Regions from separate parts of the Homo sapiens genome. Here region 2 is linked to region 1. Evidence: read pairs that join two places in POLR2A ChIA-PET (ENCODE). Cell type or tissue: PC-9. All regions are shown on one strand. Links, peaks and the distances in the headings refer to the core of each region. The heading gives the core; the rest is flanking DNA.

Region 1 (4,377 bases), core at 181-4,180:
CGTCCCTCCACGTGCCTGTATCTCCTGCTCACTGTGCACATGGAGCAGCCCTCAGCCTCACTGTCTTCTCCTCTGGCAAAAGAAGGAAGGAGCAAGGGAACAAAGAGAGGGAGGGAAGAGCCAGAGACAGGAGCCAGGGTTTCCTTTAGTCTGGAGCTCTGGGTGCGAGATGATGTCACCCACCCACGCTCGGCACAGGCCCAGGGTCGGGGGGCTATGGGTGGAAGTAGGAATCGCCACAACTGTCTCTGAGCCCCTCCCTAAAGGGTGAAGGGTGTAAGGGGTGGGTTTTGATGGCTGTGGGCTTAGCTGTGGTCAGTGGACTCAAAGGCCAGTTGGCCAGTTAGCAGTGACCAGAGAGCAGAGGGGGCCTGTGTGTGTTTTGCCCCAGGGTCTTCAGGCTGCCTGGCTGCCTCTATCTGCCCCCTGGGTGTCCAGCACCACCCCCCCAACCGCTGGGGTATCCAGCACCTGTAACCTGTAGCCCCGCTTCTCAGTCCAGGCCTGTTCCAGGGCCCCCCTGGGGTATCAAGCACCTGTAGCCTGTAGCCCCACTTCTCAGTCCAGGCCTGTGTAAAACCTGGCCCCGGGTTGGGTTTTGGGATCCCTGCACCCCTCCACCCCCAACCCCCCACAGCTGGGATCCTGGCTCAGCTGGCAAAGGTTCTGCGTGTTTAAGGAGCTGGGTGGGCCCCAGAGCTCAAGCCGTGGGCTCATTGCAGGCGGCAGCCAGTGATTAGTGCTGAAATCTGACTTTCCCAGCCGCACATGAAAGTGCCGCCGGCACCTAGGCAGGTCACGCTGCATCACGGGATTCGGGGCAAGGCCGTAGGGGGAGCTCACAGAAGCACATGACCTGAGCCACACAGGAGAGCCTAACGGGCACTTGTGACCCTTTTTTCTTGGGTCACAGACCTCTTTCATAATCCAGCAGAATGTGCAGAATCTTGCCCAGAAATGTGTATCAGCCGCCTTCACACAGAAGGGTGGGTTGCGCAGACCCCCGGGGGCCCAGGCCAGGTTGAGAGCCACCCCCAGGAGAGGGGTGTCCAAGGTAGGGCACACTCTTGGACCACCTCTTGGCACCTCTTGGCCACCTCTTGGCCACCACTTTGCACTCCAGCCTTTGAAGCCAGTGATAATCCCCAATTTACAGCTGGGGAAACTGAGGCAGGAGCGAGCCAGGAGCCAGGGGCCACAGTGCCCACCTCTACACTGAGGCCACCATTTGTCATCAGGCATAGGGGAGCACAAAGCCACGCCTGGGGAGTCTGGTGGGTGCCAGGGGTCTGGGGAGGTGTCAGTCAGCAAGACTGGGTGGCCCAGTCGGCCCAGGTAAGGACACAGGTGGGTCAGAGGCTCATCTGTGTTCCCCAGCATCCCCTAGGGGCCCTTTGCGCTCCTCCACCCTTCTCCATCCTTCCCAGACTCACATCCAGGTACCCTGGACAGCCACAGGGTTCTGCCCCCCAGTAGGCCTGGCCCTCCCTGGAGCATCACCTGGATAGCTGGCCATGGGCAGGCCTTGCCTGGCCCGTCTGCAGGGACAGGACACGTGTATGCATGCAGATTGGTACTGTGTGCCCGCACGCTCCCCAGAGGCCCTGTGGCAGCACCCTCTTCCCGCTGCTGCCCTTTTCCAACAGGAGGGCCCCCCACAGCGTCTCCTTCCCTGATACTGGCCGAATCCTGAATTCTCCCTCTGGAAGGCGGACCCTCCGGGGTGGCCACAGCACGTGCGTGCCTCCGGGAGTGTGGGAGGCGTCTCTCCCTGCATCCCTGGCCGTCAGACCACCCCAGGTGGGGACCGTTCTCTGGCATTGCCCGCCCCTCCCCTGCCCTAGGATTTGCCCACTACGTGAGGAATGAGCACCGACCTCCTATTCTGGGCCTTGGAGCGTGACGCCCGCAAACTCGATCCCTGCTGAGTCATCCTGACCTCGGGGTGGGCCAGCATCTGTCACTACTGAGACACTGTATGTGTGAGCTGCTTGTTAACGAGAAAGCCAGACTCTGTAAAATGTTTGAAGAGATTTATCCGGAGTCAAATGTGAGGACCAAGGCCTGGAGGCCCTGAGGACATGTGCCCCAGGGGGTGGGCCACAGCTGGAGTTCATACCTCCTACAAGGACAGAAGTTACAGGCAGACATCAGTCAGTACATGAAAGGTATTTGTTGGTTCTGCCGAGAAAGGCGGGACAACTCCAAGGCGGGGATGGGCTTCCTGGTCACAGGTGGGTTCGAAGATTTCCTTTTTCTTTATATATATATGTGTGTGTGTGTGTGTGTGTGTGTGTGTGTGTGTGTGTGTGTGTGTGTGTGTGTGTGTATTTTTTTTTTTTTTTGAGATGCTTTTGTTACTCGGGCTGGAGTGCAGTGGTATGATCTCAGTTCACTGCAACCTCCGCCTCCTGGGTTCAAGTGATTCTCCTGCCTTAGCTTCCCGAGTAGCTGGGACTACAGGCATGCACCACCATGCCCAGCTAATTTTGTGTTTTTAGTAGAGACGGGGGTTTCACCATGTTGGTCAGGCTGGTTTCGAACTCTTGATCTCAGGTGATCCGCCCACCTTGGCTTCCCAAAGTGCTGGGATTACAGGTGTGAGCCACCGTGCCTGGCAAAAGATTTTCTGATTCACAATTGGTTGAAAGAGTTATTAGCTAAAGACCTGGTATCAATAGAAAGGAGTATCTGGGTAAGACAGGAGGTTGTGGAGACGAATATTGTGTTTTGTTTTGTTTTGTTTTGTTTTGTTTTTGTCACCCAGGCTGGAGTGCAGTGGCATGATCTCAGCTCACTGCAACCCGGTTCAAGCGATTCTCCTGCCTCAGCCTCGCAAGTAGCTGGGATTGCAGGTGCCTGCCGCCACCATGCCTGGCTAATTTTGTATTTTTAGTAGAGATGGGGTTTCTCCATGTTGGTCGGGCTGGTCTCGAACTCCTGACCTCGTGATCTGCCCACCTCAGCCTCCCAAAGTGCTGGGATTACAGGCATGAGCCACTGAGCCAGGCCAAGATCTGTGTTTGAGTGTTAGTGCTGGTCCGCTGTACCTGAATTCCAGAGGGAGGGGGTATAACAAGGCCTGTGTGACCCCCTCTTCCCATCGTGACCTGAGCTCGTTTTTCAGGTTAACTTTGGAATATCCCTTTGGCAATAGGAGGGGTCCCTTTAGTCAGTTACGGGGCTTAGAATTTTATTTTTGGTGTACGTGCTCAAACTGCAGCTGCTACAAAACCAAGGCCATGGTGACCCCGGGGCCAGTCCAGCTTTGTCCCTGTGCTCTCGAGCTGCTGGAGGCCAATGCAGGATTCTGTCCACGGCTCTCATGTGTGGCTTCAGAGCCTGAGGGTTCTTGGGGCCCTGTCTTCACCTGCTACCGTGTAGGGGCCTTGTGAGCTGAGTCAACTGGAAGAGCCCAGGGCCTCTGCAGAAGGCCTGAGCAGGGCCCGGGCACTGTCCCTGGAGCTCTGAGTCCCTCAAGCTGTGTGGCCCGGAGCCAGGCGCTTGACTTCTCTGGTCGTTTGCTTCAGAGCTGGAAGCCTGGGGTGACGTGGGTCTTTGGCAGGGGTCAGGTAGGGGAGGGGCCAGCCAGGAATCAAACATCCCTGACAGGTGAGGGGGCAGGTGAGGAGGGCAGGGCAGGAGCCCCTGGAGCACTTGTGCAGCAGCATCTGGGCCGGTGCAAGCCCTGAGATGGCTTCAGGTCCTGCTCAGAGCTAAGGGCTCCCCGTCACCAGGGATTCTTCCATCACTGCATCTGCAGAGCCCATCGGGATTGGGGAGAGGCCCTGGCCTTAGCTTGGAACAGCTGCATCCTCCTGTCGGGTGTACAGGCTGTGCACTGGTTAAGCCTGAGCGCAGAGTCTGTTCAACGAGTTCATTGTGTGGTATTTGCTTCCGCTTGCTGTTGAGTTGGACTGGCTTGGACGCTGGCCAGGAGCCCAAGTGGACTTGGTGCTTCTCTTTGACAGCCGGGATTGAAAATCCCAGTCAAGTGGCCAGAGCACGAGGGTGAGATTTAGGAGACCTGGATGTCCTCACTTTGCCGCCCAGGAACTGCTGTGTGACTTTCACCAAGTGGGACAACCTCTCTGAACTACGTTTACCCCGGCTATAAAATGGAGGTGTTGGATTGGCTGCCACAAGTGTCCTTCCACCTCCACAATACCGTGACTGGAGCGGGTTTTCACTCCTTTTTCTTGTTAGCATAACTGTTGGAGCTGTAGAGGGTTTGGAGTGGGGCGTGGGTTTCCGGACCACAGATGTGTGAGGCTCCGCACTTAGCCAGCAGTGGCAACTCCTTATCACTGGTGCCCACGGCTTCATCTGTGCCCTGAAGATACTCATGCTGCGGTGACTGGTCAGATTAATGGTGAT
Region 2 (4,377 bases), core at 378-4,377, 140 kb after region 1:
TCCCTGTTCAGCCCAGTCTGCGTGCTGGGTCCGGCAGGCACTGAGCAGGGCAAGGCTGCGGGGCCTCCTTGCCGCGCTGTGATTTCGGGCACAGAGGGTCGGCTTCTGTGGTCTTCAGTTTCCCTGGAGCGCCCAGTCCCCTCGCTCACCCCTCCAGTCCACTGTGGGGCCTTACCACCCTTGCTGCCAGGCTGCTCACACCTCCGTTCTGATCATCCCTTTGGAGGCGCCATTCACTGCTGCCCTTACGGTTGCACACCTAATAACCTAATGGAATTGTCTCTGATTGTGTTAACTGTGTAAGAAAACGCAGTATGGCTTTCAGATTAAATTCCTCTGCCTCTGTGGGCCAGCATTATTTCCGGTTTTCAAATGCAAACTCATACGTGCTTGTGGTCCTTTCATATCAATTCAAACTTGAATTAAACAGGTGAAAATGTTGCCCTGTCTCCAGGTAGATTGCGTCAAGATTGAGTTTGAGGAGACCTGACTGGCGTCTCTGGCTCGTTGCAGGGAAAGCGGCCACGTTTCTGTGTTGATTGTTGTGTTGGTGTAAGAGCAGAGGAGAAAAATGGTTTGAGTTTTTCCCCAAACAGTAGGAAATTTACCTTTAATTTAAATCAGTTCAGTTTTTAATGTCAGGGCTTTTCCCAATGTTACGGACCCTGACAGCTGCTGTTCTTCTAACCAGGGATTACATCTACTACAACGACGTGTATGCCTTTAATCTGGACACCTTCACATGGAGCAAGCTGTCCCCGTCAGGGACGGGGCCCACACCCAGATCAGGCTGCCAGATGTCCGTCACTCCCCAGGGCGGCATCGTCGTCTATGGGGGCTACTCGAAACAGGTAAGGCGGGGGGTGGGGAAACAGGCAAGGCGTGGGACCGGGAAACAGGCGAGGCGCGGGGTGGGGAGACGGGCGAGGCGCGGGGTGGGGAGACGGGCGAGGCGCGGCGTGGGGAGACGGGCGAGGCGCGGCGTGGGGAGACGGGCGAGGCGCGGCGTGGGGAGACGGGCGAGGCGCGGCGTGGGGAGACGGGCGAGGCGCGGCGTGGGGAGACGGGCGAGGCGCGGCGTGGGGAGACGGGCGAGGCGCGGCGTGGGGAGACGGGCGAGGCGCGGGGTGGGGAGACGGGCGAGGCGCGGCGTGGGGAGACGGGCGAGGCGCGGCGTGGGGAGACGGGCGAGGCGCGGCGTGGGGAGACGGGCGAGGCGCGGCGTGGGGAGACGGGCGAGGCGCGGCGTGGGGAGACGGGCGAGGCGCGGCGTGGGGAGACGGGCGAGGCGCGGCGTGGGGAGACGGGCGAGGCGCGGCGTGGGGAGACGGGCGAGGCGCGGCGTGGGGAGACGGGCCGAGGCGCGGCGTGGGGAGACGGGCGAGGCGCGGCGTGGGGAGACGGGCGAGGCGCGGGGTGGGGAGACGGGTGAGTTGCGGCGTGGGAAAATAGGCGCTGCTGTCTGTGGTCTCTTCAGTTTCATGAACATTGAAGCTTTCACATGGGATTACTCATTGGTTGAATATAAACAGTTCTTTGTATAGAATTAGAAATAGAGATAGTGTTAATCGGCTCCTCTGTGAACTTGGTGCCGTGTTAGGGCCCTGTTCTGTTCTCCACACCCCTGTCAGCAGTGCAGTGTGAGCGATTCTGTGTTCTGAGGGTCTCCTTCCTGCACCATGGACGCTCACTACTGTGTAGTAGTCTCTGTGGAATGAAATTCTCCTCGCTCCTGTTAACGGGCTTGTTTCTTTGGTAACCTGAGAACAGTGCTGACAGGAATGTTCTCGCGCCCACCCCGGAGCCTCCTGCTCTTGGGGCGTGTGCTCTGCACGTGTACTGGCATCTGCTCGTGGAGTGTGTGCTCCTCACATGTGCCTGCTGCTCGTGGGGCGTGTGCTTCACAGAGGCGGCTGGCACAGGCTCTGTCCTCGGAACTCAAGTGTTCCTGTTGCTTCACTCCCATTTCACACTCTGCCAACCTTTACATTTCTGTGAATCTGAGAGGTATGAAGTAGTATCTCACTGTAGGGGTTTAAAAAATCCTTTGTATTTTGAAAATTTTCAACCACAGCTAACTTTTGAAAGAATTTTACGGGGAACACCTGTATACTCCTCCTAGATCCTGCTATTAAGATTTTGCTATGCTTAGGCTGGGCGCGGTGGCTCACGCCTGTAATCCCAGCACTTTGGGAGGCCGAGGCGGGCGGCTCACGAGGTCAAGAGATCGAGACCATCCTGGCTAACACTGTGAAACCCCGTCTCTACTAAAAATACAAAAAATTAGCCGGGCGTGGTGGCGGGCGCCTGTAGTCGGTGGTAATTTCCTATGCGTCATTGACCCACAGTGAGGGGACACATTTTTACAAGTGCGGGCACCGTGTGACTCACACCCTGATCCTGCCGTGCCCTTCCCACTCGGCCCCGCTGCCCACCCTCCCCTCCGCCCAGAGGTGACGCTGCTCTGATTTTCCCACCGTAATAGATCTGCCTGTCCTGGAGCTTCTGCTAAACAAGTCACCCAGATGTGTGGGGCCAGTCTTCTTTCCCTCAGCTTTTCAGACCCACGTGTTGCATGTTTCTGTTCATTGCTGCTTCGTGCTGAAGTGTTCCATTATATGACTGTCCCACAGTTTGTGGTTCTGTTTTTCGTTGGACACCTGGGCTGTTTCCGTTCTTCAGAAGACACAGCCTTTGGAAGCAGCTGTGACTGAAGCTGCTATGAGCACGTCCATAATAATCTTTTGAGTGGCTGCGTGTGTTGGTTTCTCTTGGGTAAATAGATATCTGGAGTGGAGCTGCTGGGCCCTGGGGTGGGTGTGGGTGTGGGTGTTATTTAATAAGGAATGGTCAGCTCTCTTCCCGAAGCAGTGGCCGGTTCCACTTGTGCTGGAAATGTTGGGGAGTTCCAGTTGCCCCCTGTTCATACCAGCCCCAATGGCGTCAGTCTTTCTGTTTTTAGCTGCTCTGGTGGATGTGTGGTACCTCGTGGTTTTAATTCTCATTTCTCTCATGACTGCTGGTGTTGAGTGCTTTTCATGAGCTTGTCTTTCCTGAAGTGTGTGTTCATGTCTTCTGCTATTTTTAATGGGCTGTAGTTTTTGTTAGTGAGTTGCAGAAGGTGACATTCTGGACACCAGTTCTTTTCAGGTGTGTGGATTACAAATACCCTCCCAGTAGTGGCTTGGCTGGTCACCTTCCGAAGTGTTTGTTGATGAGAAGCTTTGAGTTTTTGATAAAATCTAATTTATTACGTTTTTCTTTTGTGATTATTGCGGTCTGTGATACAGGAAGACCTTGTTTAGCTTCAGTAACAAAGATTTTCTTTTATTTTTCTCTAAAAATGATATGGTTTCACAGTTAGCCCTGTGATCTGCCCGGGACTAATTCTCAAGAGCAGCATTAGGTGAGTGTTGAGGCTGTTTCCCCCATGTAGATACTCACTTGTCTCAGCAGCATCTGTTGGAAAGGCTTTTTAGGCCGAGCACAGTGGCTCACGCCTGTAATCCCAGCACTTTGGGAGGCTGAGTCGGGCGGATCACTCGAGGTCAGGAGTTCGAGATCAGCCTGGCCAACATGGTGAAACCCCATGTCTACTGAAAAATACAAAAATTAGCCAGGCGTGGTGGGGCGTGCCTGTAATCCCAGCTACTCGGGAGGCTGAGATAGGAGAATCACTTGAACCCGGGAGGCGGAGGTTGCAGTGAGCCAAGATTGTGCTGCTACATTCCAGCCTGGGCAATAGAGCAAGACTCATCTCAAAAAAAAGAAAAAAGAAAAGGCTTTTTATTCTCCATTGAATACCTTAGGAACCTTTGTTGAAAATCACATGCCTGCAGGAACATAGGTCTGTTTCTCCATTCTGATCCACGTTCATTCTGCTGCCTTGGCAATAAAGGATTTCAGCCTTTTAATGGCAGTTGGTCAGAGATTGTACCGAGTTGATCGGAATGACCCGATTTTTTTCTTGGTCATCTTTTGTTCTGCACAGAGAAAATCACCCTATTTTCTGGAGTAGTGGCTGGCATCGGTCAGGCTTGTCTAGATATTCTGGCATGTGGGAGGGCACTGAGAACAGGCTGACTTGGCTGAAAGCCAGGCAGGATGCCCCGGTCTAGTGCTTTCTCCCAGCAGATGTGTCGTAGAGTGCAGCAGGACGGTGAACAGCCAGACCGGCTAAGCTGTATCGCTTTCATCAGAGTCGCGTGTCATTCTCAGCAGCTGCTGTCTGCAGCCACGTGCACCCGCCCTCAGTCTGACGGTGGGTGATCTCAATCCACTTAGTTCAGTAGCTCTTGGCTCTGAGCCTGTGGCATTTGGAATTGCAGTGAAAAGCTTGTCTGTTTGGATTCATGAGAGATTTATCAGAATTAGCGA

Evidence for each region. Peaks named below come from ENCODE experiments on the same cell type or tissue, not always from the same donor. Only the 100,000 strongest peaks of a DNase experiment are listed, where the experiment ranks them.
Region 2: POLR2A ChIA-PET joins it to region 1 with 5 read pairs; 5 of 35 experiments call an interaction of 5 or more read pairs at or near these places.

What each region holds. Positions count from the first base shown.
Region 1 is chr16:87,858,294-87,862,670 of GRCh38, reverse strand. The region is part of intron 1 of SLC7A5 (solute carrier family 7 member 5); the gene reads left to right. Among named protein-coding and RNA genes, the nearest start is that of MIR11401, 6.6 kb to the right of the region's middle. RefSeq lists enhancers at 1-650, 1,409-2,166. In PC-9, for the core only: no CTCF peak of the experiment used is centred there; a DNase peak (open chromatin) is centred at 1,930.
Region 2 is chr16:87,723,239-87,727,615 of GRCh38, reverse strand. KLHDC4 (kelch domain containing 4) reads left to right here. Exons shown (of 12, transcript NM_017566.4): 7 at 692-851. Among named protein-coding and RNA genes, the nearest start is that of KLHDC4, 41 kb to the left of the region's middle. RefSeq lists enhancers at 2,200-2,289, 1,922-3,121. In PC-9, for the core only: no CTCF peak of the experiment used is centred there; no DNase peak of the experiment used is centred there.